2 separate regions of the Mus musculus genome follow, and region 2 is linked to region 1. The links are chromatin loops, found by intact Hi-C in ENCODE. Cell type or tissue: heart. All regions are shown on one strand.

Region 1 (8,000 bases):
TCCAATCTGGAAATCTCTGCTCTGAAAAGCTCTGCCCCCTCAGAAATCCTATATAAGCACTGCCCTTTGTCCAATCCCCTGCTGCACACTACTACTAGCAGAGGGCTCCCTGGATTCATCCCCCCTCCTTCTTCTCCTCCTAGATTCTTCGCTTCAGTAAATCTCCTTTATGAGATTTATGGCCTGGAGTGACTTTCTTATTGTAAGAAGCTGAGAAGAAAAGAAGCAAAGAAAAGAAGCGAAGAAGGAGCAGGGCTGAGGCTCCGAAGTTGCTCATCAGTTCAGCTGGAGATACCTGCCCTGGAAGCTGCAACACCTTTGCTGAGTATCCTCAGAGCTGTGTGGTTCCTGTGGGATGCTGTCCCACCTCAGAGCTGTGTGGTTCCTTGGCTTCTGAATCCCAGGATTCCATTGACGCAGAAACACTTACACTTAGCACTGTCTAAAAATGTATAACTGCTCATTTTTATGTTTGTCTCCAATAAATCAATATAATTAAACCAGTGTATGAAAGCAATCTTATCATGAAGACACAACACAGGAAGAAGTCCCTGCTTTCTTGTAGTCGATGTGATCTGATAACAGTACAGTGGTCTAGTGATAAGTCAAACTGTTGTTTATGTGCATAGGTGATAACACCCTGTGATGTCCTACCCCATCCACCACGGGTGTGAGTCATCATTTTATCCTATGTAACACGCTTTCTATAGTACCTGGTATAGGCACCCCATGTAGCCATCTTTCTACAGTAACCAAGTCAGTTATCAGAGTAACTGCCATAGGATCACAGTGCTGCACTTCAAGTATTGCTACGGTATTAGAATTGTTACACCGTATGATTAGTAAAATTATGATTATCATTTACTTTCCCAATATTCTGTTGAATTTTTTCACATGTATATATGCAAGAATAAACCATATATAGATTGGTAGTATGAGAGGTCTCAGGCACCCGCTGGATTTGTTGGGATGTACCTGTTGCAGGTAAGGGGCACCTACTGTAGCCATACTGACATTTGATAGAATCACCCTATTTCTAGGAATATCTTTAATATTCAATAAACACAGATAGAAAAAAACAAAAACTGGAGAACGCTAAGCTCAGAATGGTACACAACACTAAAAAGAGTATCTTAAGTTCCATTTCTGGACACTGAGGTAATAATAGAGGAAAGCAGGAGGGGTGTGAGAAAGTGAAGGCCTCAGCAGGCTCATCTGAACAGGGCACAGAGCACTGACCAAAGTAGAAAAGCTACTACCAGCTAACGACCAAATCATTGTCAACAACTTTTATGCTGTCACTAATTTAGCCCTCACAGCACAAGCATATTTGACTAACAAATGTGACGAGCACACACTGAAGAATGCTGGGATGAATGGCTAGGGCATTTGTCATTAGACAACTGGGGAACATGTCTATGATAAAGTATGTTTACATTTTCTTTCTACAGTGTTCTCGGAGAACAGCTCTCACAGAAAATCAAAACTCTTCACCAAAACACATACTCAATCTTATTTTGATTTCATGACACCAGTAGATTCACTAGAGCTTTTTATTAGAGAAAACTACAGGCCCCCACCAGAAGTAAAGTAATCTCAAAGGTAGAAAGAGCCCTGATGCTGAGATCCTGGGAGGCCAGCACCTTCTGTTTATGGTAATAAAATCTCCCAACAAGGAGAAGCCCAGAATTGGAAGCCTGAATGTTTGAATTCAATCAAGCCTCTACAGAGGAGCCACCACCAGCATCCTCAGACTGTTCCATGAAATAGGAAGGAAGAAACAGCAAACTCATTCTATAAAGCTGCCATTCCAAATGCACCAAACCCACATATACACATAATATTTTCAATAAAATACTTGCAAACTCAATTCAAAAACCCATAAATACCAAGCTGTTTTCAGTCCAGTAATGTAAGGATTGTTTCATACACATATTTATACATACTAGTTACTTTTCTGTTGCTGTTATAAAACTCCATAGCCACTGAATTACAGTTCCAGAGAGAGCCCAGCATGGTGGTAGGCAGCAGAAGCAGGAAACCCAGAGCTTACATCTTTAAGCACAAGCATGAAGCAGAAAGTTTACTTTCAGTAGAGTCTGACTATAGACGTTTAAAGCCTGTTCCCAGTGACATGCTGCCTCTAGAGAGGCCCTACCTTCTAAAACGCTCTGAACAGTGCTGCCAGCTGGAACTGGGGACAAAGCATCCAATGCCTGAGCTTATGCGGGACACTTACCATTCAAGCACTTCATGCAATGAAATACTGCCTATAAATAAGACTCAAGGAGAGAACTACATGATCATCTCAATAGATGCAAACAACCTTTTGACAAGTGCAACATTTCTTCAGGATGAAAGCCCATAAGAAATTAAACTTGGAAGCAACATAGCTGAGCACAGCCTAGGGCATACAGGACAAATTTATAGTCAAAACTATTGTGAATTAAGAGAAACTGGTTGCATTTCCTCTAACATCAGAAAAGAAAGAAGGTTGCCCACTCTCCTTTGATGTAATGCTGAAAGTCTTAGCTGAACACTGAGAGAAAAGAAAGAAAATTAAAAGAAGCAAAACAATCCTTATTTATAGAGGACATGATCCCCCAAGAAATTCTCTCTATAGTCCTGGCTGTCCTAGAAGTAAAACTGTAGATCAGCTTAGCCCCAAACTTAAAAAAAAGCAGCCTGCCTCTGCCTCTCAAGTCCTTGGATTTAAAGGTATGCACCATCATGCCTAGCTGAAATGATCCTATTTTTAAAAGACCTTACAGCGATCCCAGCACTTGGGAGGCAGAGGCAGGGGGATTTCTGAATTCGAGGCCAGCCTGGTCTACAAAGTGAGTTCCAGGAGAGCCAAGGCTACACAGAGAAACCCTGTCTTGAAAACAAAACAAAACAAAACAAAACAAGACCCTACAGATGCCACCAGAAAACCCTAGATGTGATAAACATAGTAAAGTAGCTTCCACTGTTCAAATGAGAGTGACCTCCATAGTCATATATTTGACCACTTGATCCCCAGGTGGTGGAATTATTTGGGAAGGATTAGGTGTGACTTGTTAAAGGAGATGTGTCACTAGGTGTGAGCTTTGAGGTTTGAAAAGGCCATGCCATTCCCAATTAGCTCTCTCTATCTGCTGCATGCTGATAAGGATGTAAGCTCTTACCTCTCAGGCACCATGCTCACACCTAGCTGAATGTTATCATGTTCCCCACCACGATGGTCATGAACTCTAACCCTCTGAAACTATAAGGTACCCAAACCTCTTTCTTCTGTAAGTTGCCTTGGTCATGGTATTTTTTTCCACAGCAATCAAAAAGTAACTAAGACATAAACTGCATTTTGTATTCTTCAATTATACTATATACCAGTAATAAATTTGTCCAGAAAAAAAAAATGGGTGCAACAAAACAAAAAACAAAACCTTATTCATCACAGTTTCTAAAAGTAAATAATAAAATACCTGTGAATAACCCTAATCAAAAGGATAAACGTGAAAGCCTGGAGGAAACTCAAGACTATATTAGAAGGTAGAAAGACCGCTCAAGCACACAGACTGGCAGAATTAACGTTGTGAAGATTAGATATACAGGACCCAAAGCAAATCACAGGCTCAGCATAATCCCTGCTCTGCCTGGCTTTACCTTGGCACATGCTAGCATCATCAGAGAGGAGGGAAGTCTCAATTGAGAAAATGTCTGAAGGGCTTTTTCTTAATAAATGATTTATGGGGGGGGGGGGGGGAGCCAGACCATTATGGGTGAGGCCACCCCATGCTAGTGGTCCTGGGTTCTATAAAAGAGCAGGCTTAGAAATACCATAGGAAGCAAGCCCTCTCCTCCTCATCCCCATGGCCTGCCTCCATCAGCTCCTGCCTCCAGGCTCCTGCCCTGCTTGAGTTCCTGCCCTCACTGCTTTTGATGATGAACTGTTGTATGGAACTGTGAGTGAAATAACCCCATTCCTTCCCAAGTTGCTTTTGGTCATGGTGTTGTTATCACTGCAATAGTAACCCTAACTAAGACAGTCTCCATCTAAAAATGTCAGTGGAATTTCACATAAAACTAGTAAGAAAAGCAAAACAAACAAACTAGTAAGAAAAGCAAAACAAACAAACAAACAAACAGCTAACAAATAGATGAATACTAAGTAATACTATGTAGAACAATGCTAGAGACATCCTAATATCTGACCTAAAACTATACCACAGAGTCTCAATTGACAAAAATAATTGTACTGCACAGACACTAATGGTCTACAAGACAGAACCCAGAAATAAATCCAGAAAGCTACAGCCATCAAATCTTAGATTAAATGTGTTAAAAATGTAATTACAAAAGAACCCTCTTCAACAAATAGTGCCAATAAACTGGATATTCAATGTAAAAGAAAAAAACTTTTCTTCTTCTACATTTTCCATTCTGAACAACAACAAAAAACAAGCAATACAATACAGACAGAATAAAGCAAGGACCTTAATCTAAGACCTGTAGCTGCTAAAGGAAAACAAACAAAATATTCAGAATATTCCAAGCAGAGAGGTGCAGGCAAGGTTTTTTTAAACACAGTCTCCAGCAGCATGTAAGAACTGACAAACGGGGTTACATGAAATTAAAAAGGTTCTACATGCCAAAGCAATCTATGAACAGAGCAAAGAGACCACGTTTTGAATGGGGAAAGTCTGTGTTGGTGATATAACTGACAGGGGAATTGCTATCTAGAATCTATAAAGAACTTCAAAAAAATAAACACTAACAACAAAATAAAAAAAACCACCTAATCCATGAGTAAGCTAATAAATAGTTCTCGAAGGAAGAAATATAAATGGCCAAGAAACATTTAAAAAAGAGTTTTCAAAATGTGTAGCCATCAAGGAAATACAAATTCAAACTGCTTTGAAGTTGTATCTCAACTTGTCAAAATGGCTGTCATCAAGAAAACAAATGCTGATGGCGATGCTGAAACAGAGTAACCCTTATAAACTGTTGGCAACAGTATGGAGGCCCCTCAACACAGAAGCAGTAGAAGCACCAGATGCTCCAGCCATCCCTGCTCTTAGGTCTGAAGATCTAAGTCAGCCTATCAGAGCTGCTAGCATATTCACATCTTTGTTGCACTGTTCACAGTCAAGGTACGGAACCAGCTTTGACGTCTACAAACAGATGAATGGATTTTTAAAAATATGGTACAAACACAAATGGAATTCTTTTGTAAAGAATGAAATTACAGCCTACACAAGAAAAGTGGATAAAACTGGATAATCATATGACGCAAAATGAGCCAGATTCAGAAGGCAAAGGCTGCATATTTTTTGCCACACATAAAAGATAGACAGACAGACACGCGAGCACATGCGCACAGGCACACACACCACACACTAGAAGTAGAAAAGGAACTTAGAGGAGAGGAAGAGGTCGAAAGGTAAGGGTGAAGCGAACAGGACAATGTAATGAGACACTGACAGGAGAACAGAAAGAGGGACCATTAGAAAATGGAAGGTGATCAGCCAGAAGGAGGAAGGGAATGAGGGAAGGACAGGTGGGTGGGACAAAAAAAGAACAAACTGTAATGAAATACACTTATAAAGGAGGCTAGTGGGAGGAAAGGCAAGGGGGAAAGTGACAAAGTCTATTTTAGGAAAAATGTATTTTTTAAAAACCATAACACACATTTCATTACTAACCGCCCCCCCCACCAAATTAAACAAAATAATTCTTAAAAATCTACATTGAAGTACTGACACAGAGCTGTGTCACATCCTTAATAGAAAACATAAAGGAAAAAAAACCAATGGCAGTCAGAAGCAGCAACCACAAAGACACAGAAATATTTACATATGGCTAGATAGATGTTACTATAAGAAGCTTTAAGTCTAAACTTCAGTGGCATTCCAAAACAATCCCAAGCAGAAAGAACCTGCAAGTTAACGAGGATGGTTCTGTACTATAACAAGAGGCAACTTTGTTATTAATGTAGAATTAATCCTACCTCCTCTTACTCATCCAAGTTAGATATGCATTTACCAGCTAAAACCCAAGCCGTTTCCCCATACCTCTCTGAAGAGTGCACCATAGAACTGAACAATGTATGGGCAATCACTACTCCGCATTACTACATCCAAATCCATGAGAAGTTGTTTTTGTTCTTTTTCATCCACAGTTGACCGAATTCTCTGGAAAAGAATAACAACAGATGTCATGCAAACAGAATAGTTTTAGAAACTGGAGTAAAACCTTTTCCGTAGTACTGAAAATTACTAAACCTCACAATATTAACCAGGCTAGAAAATTATCATGTTTCCTTATACTTTATAATTGTAAGTTTGATCACACAACAAAAAAGCACTCAGAAATTCTTTTAAGGGCACAGGACTCTAAGTCACACATTCACTAATGGTGGTGAGGCTTACACAATAACTCTCTGAGGCTCTGAGAATTATGCCCACATGCAAATACAAAGAAAATCAGAGTATAGAAGTTTTCACATGACTAATTGTAGGCTCCTTCACACAAATATATTTTTAACCATCATCTCAGAATTGTATAGGCTCTAGCATGCAATGCAACAACAGCCTTCTTAACTACCTAGCAGCATCTTCATTCACTAGATTGAGATGGGAAACAGTCCAGGACAGAAAAGATGAGGACTGGAATGGGGAGCATACAGATGAGAATTCAAGCCTTTCAAATCCGGACTGCCCTTCCTTCACTGAACTTCCTCTATGTTGAAAACAGGAAGTTTTCCCCACTTTCTATTCATGGTTCTGCATGCAGGTCAGTGTAACCTGGAGGAAATCCTAAAGTGGAGAAACAGAGGACTCCTTTTGTCCACTCCTAAGCTGAAAAGACAGTCCTCTGTATAGTACAGATCTGGAGCAGGGTCCTAACCAAACTATATAAGATTTATAAAATACATAAGATCTTATATGTAAAATCATAAATCTTATAAAATACACATGATTTCAAATGAACATTCCCCACTGTACTAGTAAGTAAGATAGAACAGAATCAAGTTCAGAAAATATATGACATTAATAATGGAAATACAGTTTAACATTAAAGCATGCAAAGTAGTTTTATTCTCATTTAAAAAAAAGTTCACAATGTCACACTGTGTCACTGTACACAACACAAAGCACATACTTACAAGGTAAGTTAGTATCAAAAAATATACAAGGTAGCATTTTGTCCTCCAAGACTTCGAGGTATCTGTCCTCAATGTTCTTGCAAGGAGTGAAGGCAGTCAATTAAATTCTTGAGCCAATTTTACAGAAGAGAAACCAGAGGCAGAGATACAAAAGAGTATTTCATGTGACACGAGAACAAGCAGTTAAAGAACAGAAGTGGGTTCTCTCAGTTTTATGTTTTGACACTACACCAGGCATCAATCCCATATTCTCCAAATATGTACTTTAAAAATGTATTTACTAAAACGCATACCTTGCTATCTAAGGTGTTTCATACCAAATGAAATGTCTTGACTTTAATTTAAAATGTTACACTGAACACCACAGTCATAGAAATAAAGTTAAAAGTAAGAATGGGAGACAGAAAAGATAACTAGTCCCCTCAGAGGTGAGAACCTTTTCTTTCTTTCACTCTTGTGTTCATATTTTCAGTGTGATAAGAATGACTTTGCTTCTAAATCAACATTATTATCTTGCTCCAAAAGAATATTTGTTAAAAGTCTAAGTAAGCAGACAAGTGGTTTATATTTGTTCAAAATATGGCAGAGATCATTTTAATTAATAATTAATAATCAGTAAGTATTTGAATTAACTTTTCTTTCTATTTTAAAATACAAGTTGGTTGGGTGGTTGTAGAAGTAGTCAACATGATTTTTTTTCAAGGAATTTTCTTATTTCCACATATCTGAATTTAAAACAAAGAGTTGATAAATAAAAGAAGAAGAGAAATCTCAAACTACCCTCTGGTTGAGAAAGATTTCTATGCAGTAGTTTATGAATTTTTACTATTCAAGTTTTTTTTCTTAATTATTA
Region 2 (8,000 bases), 91 kb after region 1:
AAGTGCTAACTTGCCTCAGGATCTGAAGCTAAAAGGACAAACCATGATGGACCAAAATCAACCCAAACTGCAAACCAACTATTTCTTGGGTATTTATTACATTTGCTGAAAACTCACTAATATTGCAAATAATCACACCTATTTGTCTTTTGAAGATCAAGGTGAGGTTTGTTTTTTTTTTTTAAATGTGTTTTATGTATACATATGTGTACATGTCTGTTTATGCATACCATTAAGGGTGGCTTCAGAGTACAGAGCATCAGATCTCCAAGTGAGTCACTCAAGATTGGTGCGAGGATACAAACTCTGGTATTCTGCAAGAGCAGTATGTGTTCTTGACCACTGAGCCATCTCTCCGGCTCTCATGGATGAAGCTTTAAAATCATGAATTGTGGTTTTGTTCCCCAGATCAGTAACAACAGAACTGCGTTAAAACAGTTGTTTAAAAGATCCAGTTGCCGGCATTGCCTCTGAGATACTCTAATTTGGGGAGAGGCATAAATAATATGGCTTTTACATGCTCCCACTCTGTGCTGCGTGGCCAGAATGTAGTTAGAACAAGGTTCTGTACTTCTTCTGTACTTTTTGTTCAAGCACGTCAGTCAGTTAACTATTTTAAAGCTAATCTAGTAATTATCCTGTCCTCTGTGCTTATATATCTATGAAATATGCAAGAAAGCAAAAGGACAAGGTAAGAATGAAAAACACATATTTATTAAATAAAGTTCTTGTTAAAATATAACAGACACTGGATTTGAGCAAATGCTGTTTTGCTATTCTGGAATATGGACACTGTTAAGGCCTCCTTCTAAGTTTAGTTTATTTTTGGTGGTTTTAACCATTGTCAAAGTAAAACACCAAAAAAAAAAAAAAAAAAAAAAACCACTTCACAAAAACTGCAAATGGATAAGTTACATTATTAGCTACATATTTATATTTTAATATCATTTGTTACTATTAACTTCCATAGTCCCTCATATAAGTCAGTAGCTCTTGCAAACGAATTATGCAGTTTTCAAGTTTTAATAATTTTAACCAATAGTCTCACAATGAAAGCATTAAGATGTTTCATATGGAACCTTATATATGTTGATTCTTGCCTATTCAGACCCAAATAGGACCCATTTTCCATTAGGTTTAATAACATTTCATAAAGAACTTCATAGTTTGTATAAGTGCAAACTACAAAAAAGTTTTTTTCATGCTCTAGCACTACACACAAACACCATAATATGCACACATATAATCTTCACATATACCTTACATAGATTATCTGTATGTATAATCTGTATGTATAATTTACATATATATGTAAGCATCACATACATATTTTGCTGGCCTCTTGGTCATATCTGATTGAGTTAGCATTGCTCTTGATTCTACTATATTACACATACAGTATTTGATTACAAATTATGATTAAGAATTTGATTATGAATGTACTCTGGGGTCTGGGGATAGAGCTCCGTTGGTATAGAGTGCTTGATTAGCATGCACTAAATCCTAGGCGCCAAGCTGGCAAGAAGACTCAGTGGTCGACAAAGCTTCAGTTTAATCCTGGAACCTACATGGTGGGAAGACAGAACTGATTTCTAAAGTTGCCTTCTGACCTCCATACACACAGGCCTTGGCACAGGTACACATAATACATATGTGTACACACACGCACATGTATTCTGCCTTGCACCCTCAGTACTCTTACGTGGGAACTATTTGCTGCTGTGGTCCAGAGCTCAGAGCTCAGAGCTCTTTACTTTTTTTTCTTATTGTCTCCAGGCTTAGATGTTTGTTATTTCCTCAGCCTGGAAAACTTGCCCTGTACACTAGGTTTGCTCCTTAACTTCTAGTCTCAATTCAAGGTTGTTTTATCTGTTCGTCCTCCCTCATGGTACATAAACTGTAATACAACTCTAATACCACCTGTCTTACCTCATTAATTTTTTCCTACTTTTCATGACCCAGCATGCTTATTACCTGTGCATTTATTTACCTATTGCTCAGCTTTCTTCACAAAATAGTATTTTAAGGGCCAGAGCATTGCATGTGTAGTTCACTGCTATATCCTTATCGAATGGAATAGTATCCGGCTCCGACAAGGCAGCTGGTAAATATTTATGAAGTAAATGAAAATAGATGGCACTTTTCTATTATCTCCTCCGCTAAGTTAGATGTCTTCCTATTTTTAAAATGTGTTTTGCTTGTTCCGTCTGTTCAAAGAGTGTCATGCTTCTCCTCAATTGCCAGCTTAATTTTTAAAAAGTAGCTAAAGGGACAGTTCTAACTAGAACTGTCAGCTTGAATTTTGTGGATTCCAAGATTGCCTCTATTCTCTCCCTGAATTTCAGAAGGAAATGTGTGTATAGCCATGTCTCCATATTTCCCGTGGGAAAAGCCTCAGCTTCAGTCAGATTCTCAGAGGCTCATTGCACAACTCCAGGGTTTGAGTTACTCTGCTCTCCCTTGAATGTTGTTCAACTAAAGCCCAACACGCTTTACAGGAACCTTATTAGGGTCCCGACCAAACCACCTGATCTTGGAAGTGAAGTTCCTCAGAATTGAAAATAACCCACGAGGCGAGTCTCTAGCTAAATGTCTCTGCTCAATCAGCCAAGCTCTCCTGTGATAGACACTTCCGCCTCTGCCAGACTCGTAACCTGTCAACTACGTTTGTCTCTTGACGTCTGTCTGACTCACCGATTGCTTTAACCGGGATTGTGAAAGGTTTTCTAAGGAACTGCGAGCCTTTCGGCGCCAAGGACTTACTTTGAGTACTCGCTGAGTTCCTTTCCTACTGATCAGTTTTTCAGGCGTGTGCACATACCATGCTCCCCTCGCCCCTGCCGTGTTTCTTCGGAGATGTCCACCCTTCTAACCATGGTCTAGGGGGAGGACGCATCTCTATTCCAAAGCTGTCCTGTCTGTCAGCTACTCATGACTGAATACCTGGATTTGGACAGGAGGCTTCTGTCAACTGGGCTTAGTGATAAGAGGTGACTGCTGTGGCCCAGCGCAGGACGGTCTGAAAATGGGCGAAAAGGCTGTAGGCTCAGCCTGGGTTAGAAAACCCGATCTCGAGGAATGAATGCTGGTGGGAACCCGGAGCTCCCTGCTCCCTGCGAGGGGAGGGGTCAGACTCGGGTCGTGAACTGGGACACTTCTTGGGGAGCCAATAGGAAAGCCGGTCTCAGGTAGTCCCTCACTCGCCCCGCCCCGCCCCGCCCCTCGCTCCGCCCCGGCGCCGCGCGTCGCCAGGGCCGCGGATGCGCGCAGCCGTCCAGCTTCCGGAAGTGCCTCGGTGAGGGTGGTTAGGGCCGAGGTAAGCGCGTAGTTTGGGCGGATCGGAGGGCTAGCCGAGTCCTGGGGTCAAACCTGAAGTCGCTTCAGCTCGCGCACTGTCAGGAGCGAGCTGGGGCGGGGACAGCGGTCTCAGCCCCGTGCCTGTCGCGCTCGCGGACGGCAGGCGCGTGCGGGGGAGGGGACTCGGGGCGGAACGGAAAGTGGACTCTTCCGGGTTGCTCGTCCCAGGAGAGGGATCGGGTCTGTCCGGACTCCGGTTGGACACTGCCAGGTGGCTAACCGCTAGTTACTGGCCCTCAGTGATAACCCCAGCTACCCCTTGCAAACCCCCAGAAGGCTGCCCTAGCTCTTCCTGGGCTTGAAACGTTGCTGCTTGGAAGCCCTGGAGGATCCAGAGCTGTTAACTTTGTTTTTTGTTTTTGTTTTTGTTTTAAAGATTTATTTATTATTATATGTAAGTACACTGTAGCTGTCTTCAGACACCCTAGAAGAGGGGGTCAAGTCTCATTACGGATGGTTGTGAGCCACCATGTGGTTGCTGGGATTTGAGCCATCTCTCCAGCCCACTTTTAATACTTACTTTACAGGGCTGTCAGGAGGGTCATCAATGGCACAAGCAAAGCCTACAGTGGTCTGATAAACAAAGGGCCACCTACATGTGCAACCCTGTGTGCAACCTACGTGTGCATAGAAAAATTGCATTTCACTTCGATTTCTTAAAGCGTCGGTAATACAAATATAACTGATAAATCACGAGTTTCTTCTGTGAGGAGTGAGAGGTAGAGTCTCATCCGGACACAAATCCATACGTCTCTCTATAAGGTAATTTAATTTTGAGTAAATGGACGCCTTGTCACAGATGCCTGGGTGGTAGCCACCAGTTGGCCTCTACTGCATGAAGTAGTAGTATTAATATACAATTTAAATGTGTAAGATTTAGTTTCCCAGAATAGCGCTTCTTGAATAGTCTCCAGATTTGTGTTAGGAACTAATTCTGATCAATCTGACAGGTAGAAATTTTACTGACTGAAATTTTATTATTTTTGTAAAACTCAGGAAATCATTTAGTTAGTGAAGGGGTTTTGTGTATTTCATTTCTAAAAACAGAGCCTTCTTTGAAAGTTGTCCTCCTAAGCCAGTGATTCTCAACCTTCCTAATGCTGAGACTCTTTAATGCAGTTCTTTTCATGGTGGTGACTCCCAACCATAAAATATTTTTTGTTGCTACTTCATAACTGTAATTTTGCTATTGTTACAGATTATAATTTGAATATCTGTGTTTTCCCATGATCCTAGGTAACCCCCCATGAAAGGATCTCAACTCATAGGTTTTGAGCTGCTGTTCTAAGCTCATAACATTTGGTCAACTGTGATTTCAGGATCATTTTGTGTGAAAATATATTGTAATTTCCATTGCGATGTCTTTGACCACTGATTACTAATTTCTACAAGTTGGGATTTCAAGATCCCTTATTGGTGTTGATTTCTCATTTAATTACATTCTGTCCTGGCTAGTTTATGTCAGATTGAGTCATCTGAATGGAGAGAACCTTAGTTGAGAAAATGCCTCCTTAAGATCTGGCTGTAGGGTATATCCTTAATTAGTGATTGATGGGGAAGGGCCCATGGGTTGTGAGTGATAGCATCCTGGGCTGGTGGTCTTGAGAGTTCTCTAAGAAAGCAGGCTGGGAGGAGGAAGCTAGCAAGCAGCACTCCTTCAGGGCCACTGCATCAGCTCCTGCCTCCAGGATCCTGCCCTGGTTGAGTTCCTTCCTGTCCTGACTTCCTTCAGTGATGGACTATGATCTAGAAGTGTAACCTGAATAAACCCTTTCCTCCCAACTTGCTTTTTGGTTGTGATGTCTCATCATCATAATAGTAATAGTAACTCTAATTAGGATATCGTGGTTACAGAATACATACTTGAAGTTTCCAATTGTATGAAATGTGTGTACATGGTTTGTTTTCCTGAATATTTCTTATGGACTTCATTAAGCATACTAGAGCTGTGGGGTTTAGCTTTGGTGGGTACTAGAAGTCAGGACAGCACCTCACTCCTTTAATATCAGCATTGGGGAGGCTGATGCATGCAGTGTGATTGTCTTGAATTCCAGGCTAGACTCTGCTCCAGAGACAGACCCTATCTCAAAACAGCGACAGCCCCAAACACCTATCCTCAAACACATACCAAATAATCAACAAAAAAATTGATACTAGGTGTGTCTACACTTCTATTTCTTGATGTTCTGACCCATCTATTTTAATGACATGCCATCTTTTTTGTTTGTTTGTTTGTTTGTTTGTTTGTTTGTTTTGGTTAGTACTATTGTAGCTACACTATTTATTATTGATGAGCCAACACATTTCTCAAAATGAAATGACAACCCCCTCCTTTGTCTTTGTGTTGGCTAGTTTTATGTCAAGTTGGCACAAGCTATCGTCAACTGAAGGGACCTCAATTGAGAAATTGTCTCCATTAAGATAGGGCTATAGGCAAACCTATAGGGCATTTTCTTAATTAGTAATGAGGGAGGGCCCAGCCCGTTGTGAGGAGTGCAACCCCTAGTGGTACTGGGTTCTTTAAGAAAGCAGGCTGAACAAGCCAGTAAGTAAGGTCTCCATGGTCTCTTCCTGCCTCCCCGGTTCTTTGCCTTTTTTGGGTTCTTATCTTAACCACTTTGGATGCTTAACTGTTAGGTGAAAAGTGTTCCTGAAACCCTTTCCCCCACAAGTTGCTTTTGTTCACAGTATTTCCTCACAGCAGGAGAAACTAACAGATCTTCCAGTCAGCTTGATCACATATACTAATGTAGTCATACCGGTTTTCATATGCTTATGCCACATTCTGTTTTCATATACTATGCCAGCTCCTTGTAGTAGCAATCAAAATTAGGCTCAACATCTGTGGTTTATTCAGTTCAAGCACATAAGAAACACTAATGAAAAAATCGTAGGCACAAGTTTTTATAGAACTGGAAACTTCAAGTATGTATTCTCCAACTACAGTCTAATTTAAATAGAAATGTATTCATGCAGAAATATATTCATTTCCTTAATTTTTATTTTTAAACTATTTCTTCTGCCTAATAAATTAATTTGTGGTGCTGCGCATGGAAACCAGAATTTTACACAGGCCAGTCAAGTGCTTTAATCACCTGGCTACATGTCAGGTTATCGTGTCTTTATATTTACAATGTCTCTTTCAGATAGCATATATCTAGGTCTTGCTCTTTAAATCTGAAAGCTCTGTCTTGTAGTGTGAATGTTTGTCCCGTTTACACTTAATGTAGTTTATAGATGTTGGCTTTTACTCTACTGCATTGTCTTGTTTTCCATCACAATTTTTCTCTTTTCCTGTGATATTTCTGTTTTTTTTTGTTATGTTTTAAGTAAGTTATTTTTTATGTATATATGAGCTTTTTGCTTGCATGCATGTTTGTGCACCTTTGTGTGCTGGGTGCAGCAGAGGAGGCTAGAAGAGGGTGTTGGATCCCTTCAAACTGGAGTTCCAGATAACTGTGGGTCACTTTGTGGGTGCTAGGTACGGAGCCTGGGTCCTGAGTCGTCAGAAGATGAGCCAGTGCTAACACTATGCATCCTTAAGCTTTACGTAGAGTTTAACCTCTCAGGGTCTCTGTCATTGTGCCAGTTTTTATAGCCCAGTTCAGATCTGCCGGTTCTCACCTCTTACTTGACCCTCCCCACTTCCTACCTGGCACCCCTTCACACCCAATTGCTTCAGATTTTCTTTTTCCGATTTGGAAAGTCACATCTATATTAACAAAACGGATTCGTTAAATGTGTCCTCCCCATGCAATTTTAATATCTCTTAGGCTACTATTTTCTGAAAACCTTAAATGACATCATTTTGTATTTGTTTTATACATCAGTACACTTTTGCTCTTTTCAGACACACCAGAAGAGGGCATCAGATCCCATTGCAGATGGTTGTGAGCCACCATGTGGTTGCTGGGAATTGAACTCAGGACCTCTGAAAGAGCAGTCAGTGCTCTTAACCGCTGAGCCATCTCTCCAACCCTGACATGTTTTATTCGTATATGTATGTGGCTGTACACAGTGCACACGTGGAGTCAGAGCACAACAGGAGGAATTCAGTTCTCTCCTACTGTGTGGGTCCCAGAGGCTGAACTCAGGTTGTCAGGCTTAGCAGCAAGTGACTTGGCCTGCTGAGCCATCTCACAAGCCCTCATCTGCCTTTGAAGGAGGTTATCAGAATTAAAAAAATATATAGCATTTGTATTCACCAGACATTGACTGTTTTTGCTTCTTTTTATTCTTTTCTGAAGATAGGAGTTTTCTAGCAGTAGGAGGAATGAATGACCTTTATTCTTGTAGTGGAAATTCACTAGTGACAAATTTTCTGAGTTCTTTTTGAAAAATTTGTTCATGGCTGTGTGTGCATGTGGCATGTATGGTATGTGCAGTATGTGTTTGTGGTGCATGTATGTGTGGTGTATGTGTCTGTATATGCCTTTATATGTGTGCATGGTGTATGTGTGTGTGTGTCTGTGCATGAGTCTGCAGTGTGTGTATGTGTGTGCATGTGTGTCTGTGTGTGTGTGTGGTGTGTGCTTAGTGTGGACTGTGTGTGGTGTGTGAGTGTGTGGTGTGTGTGTGCATGTGTATGCTTTAAGGAGGACTGAGCCCAGAGCCTCATGTATGGTGGACTTGCATTCTACCTA

Evidence for each region. Peaks named below come from ENCODE experiments on the same cell type or tissue, not always from the same donor. Only the 100,000 strongest peaks of a DNase experiment are listed, where the experiment ranks them.
Region 2: a loop joins it to region 1, with 2.2 times the contacts of the local background. A loop is called at or near these places in 2 of 42 quality-filtered maps.

The regions. Positions count from the first base shown.
Region 1 is chr11:65,713,431-65,721,430 of GRCm38, forward strand. It overlaps Map2k4 (mitogen-activated protein kinase kinase 4), which reads right to left. Exons shown (of 11, transcript NM_009157.5): 4 at 6,054-6,173. Among named protein-coding and RNA genes, the nearest start is that of Mir744, 17 kb to the right of the region's middle. In heart, no CTCF peak of the experiment used is centred here; no DNase peak of the experiment used is centred here.
Region 2 is chr11:65,803,946-65,811,945 of GRCm38, forward strand. Zkscan6 (zinc finger with KRAB and SCAN domains 6) reads left to right here and starts at 3,230. Exons shown (of 7, transcript NM_001302374.1): 1 at 3,230-3,316. In heart, no CTCF peak of the experiment used is centred here; a DNase peak (open chromatin) is centred at 3,186; H3K4me3 peaks cover 2,179 bases; H3K27ac peaks cover 1,629 bases.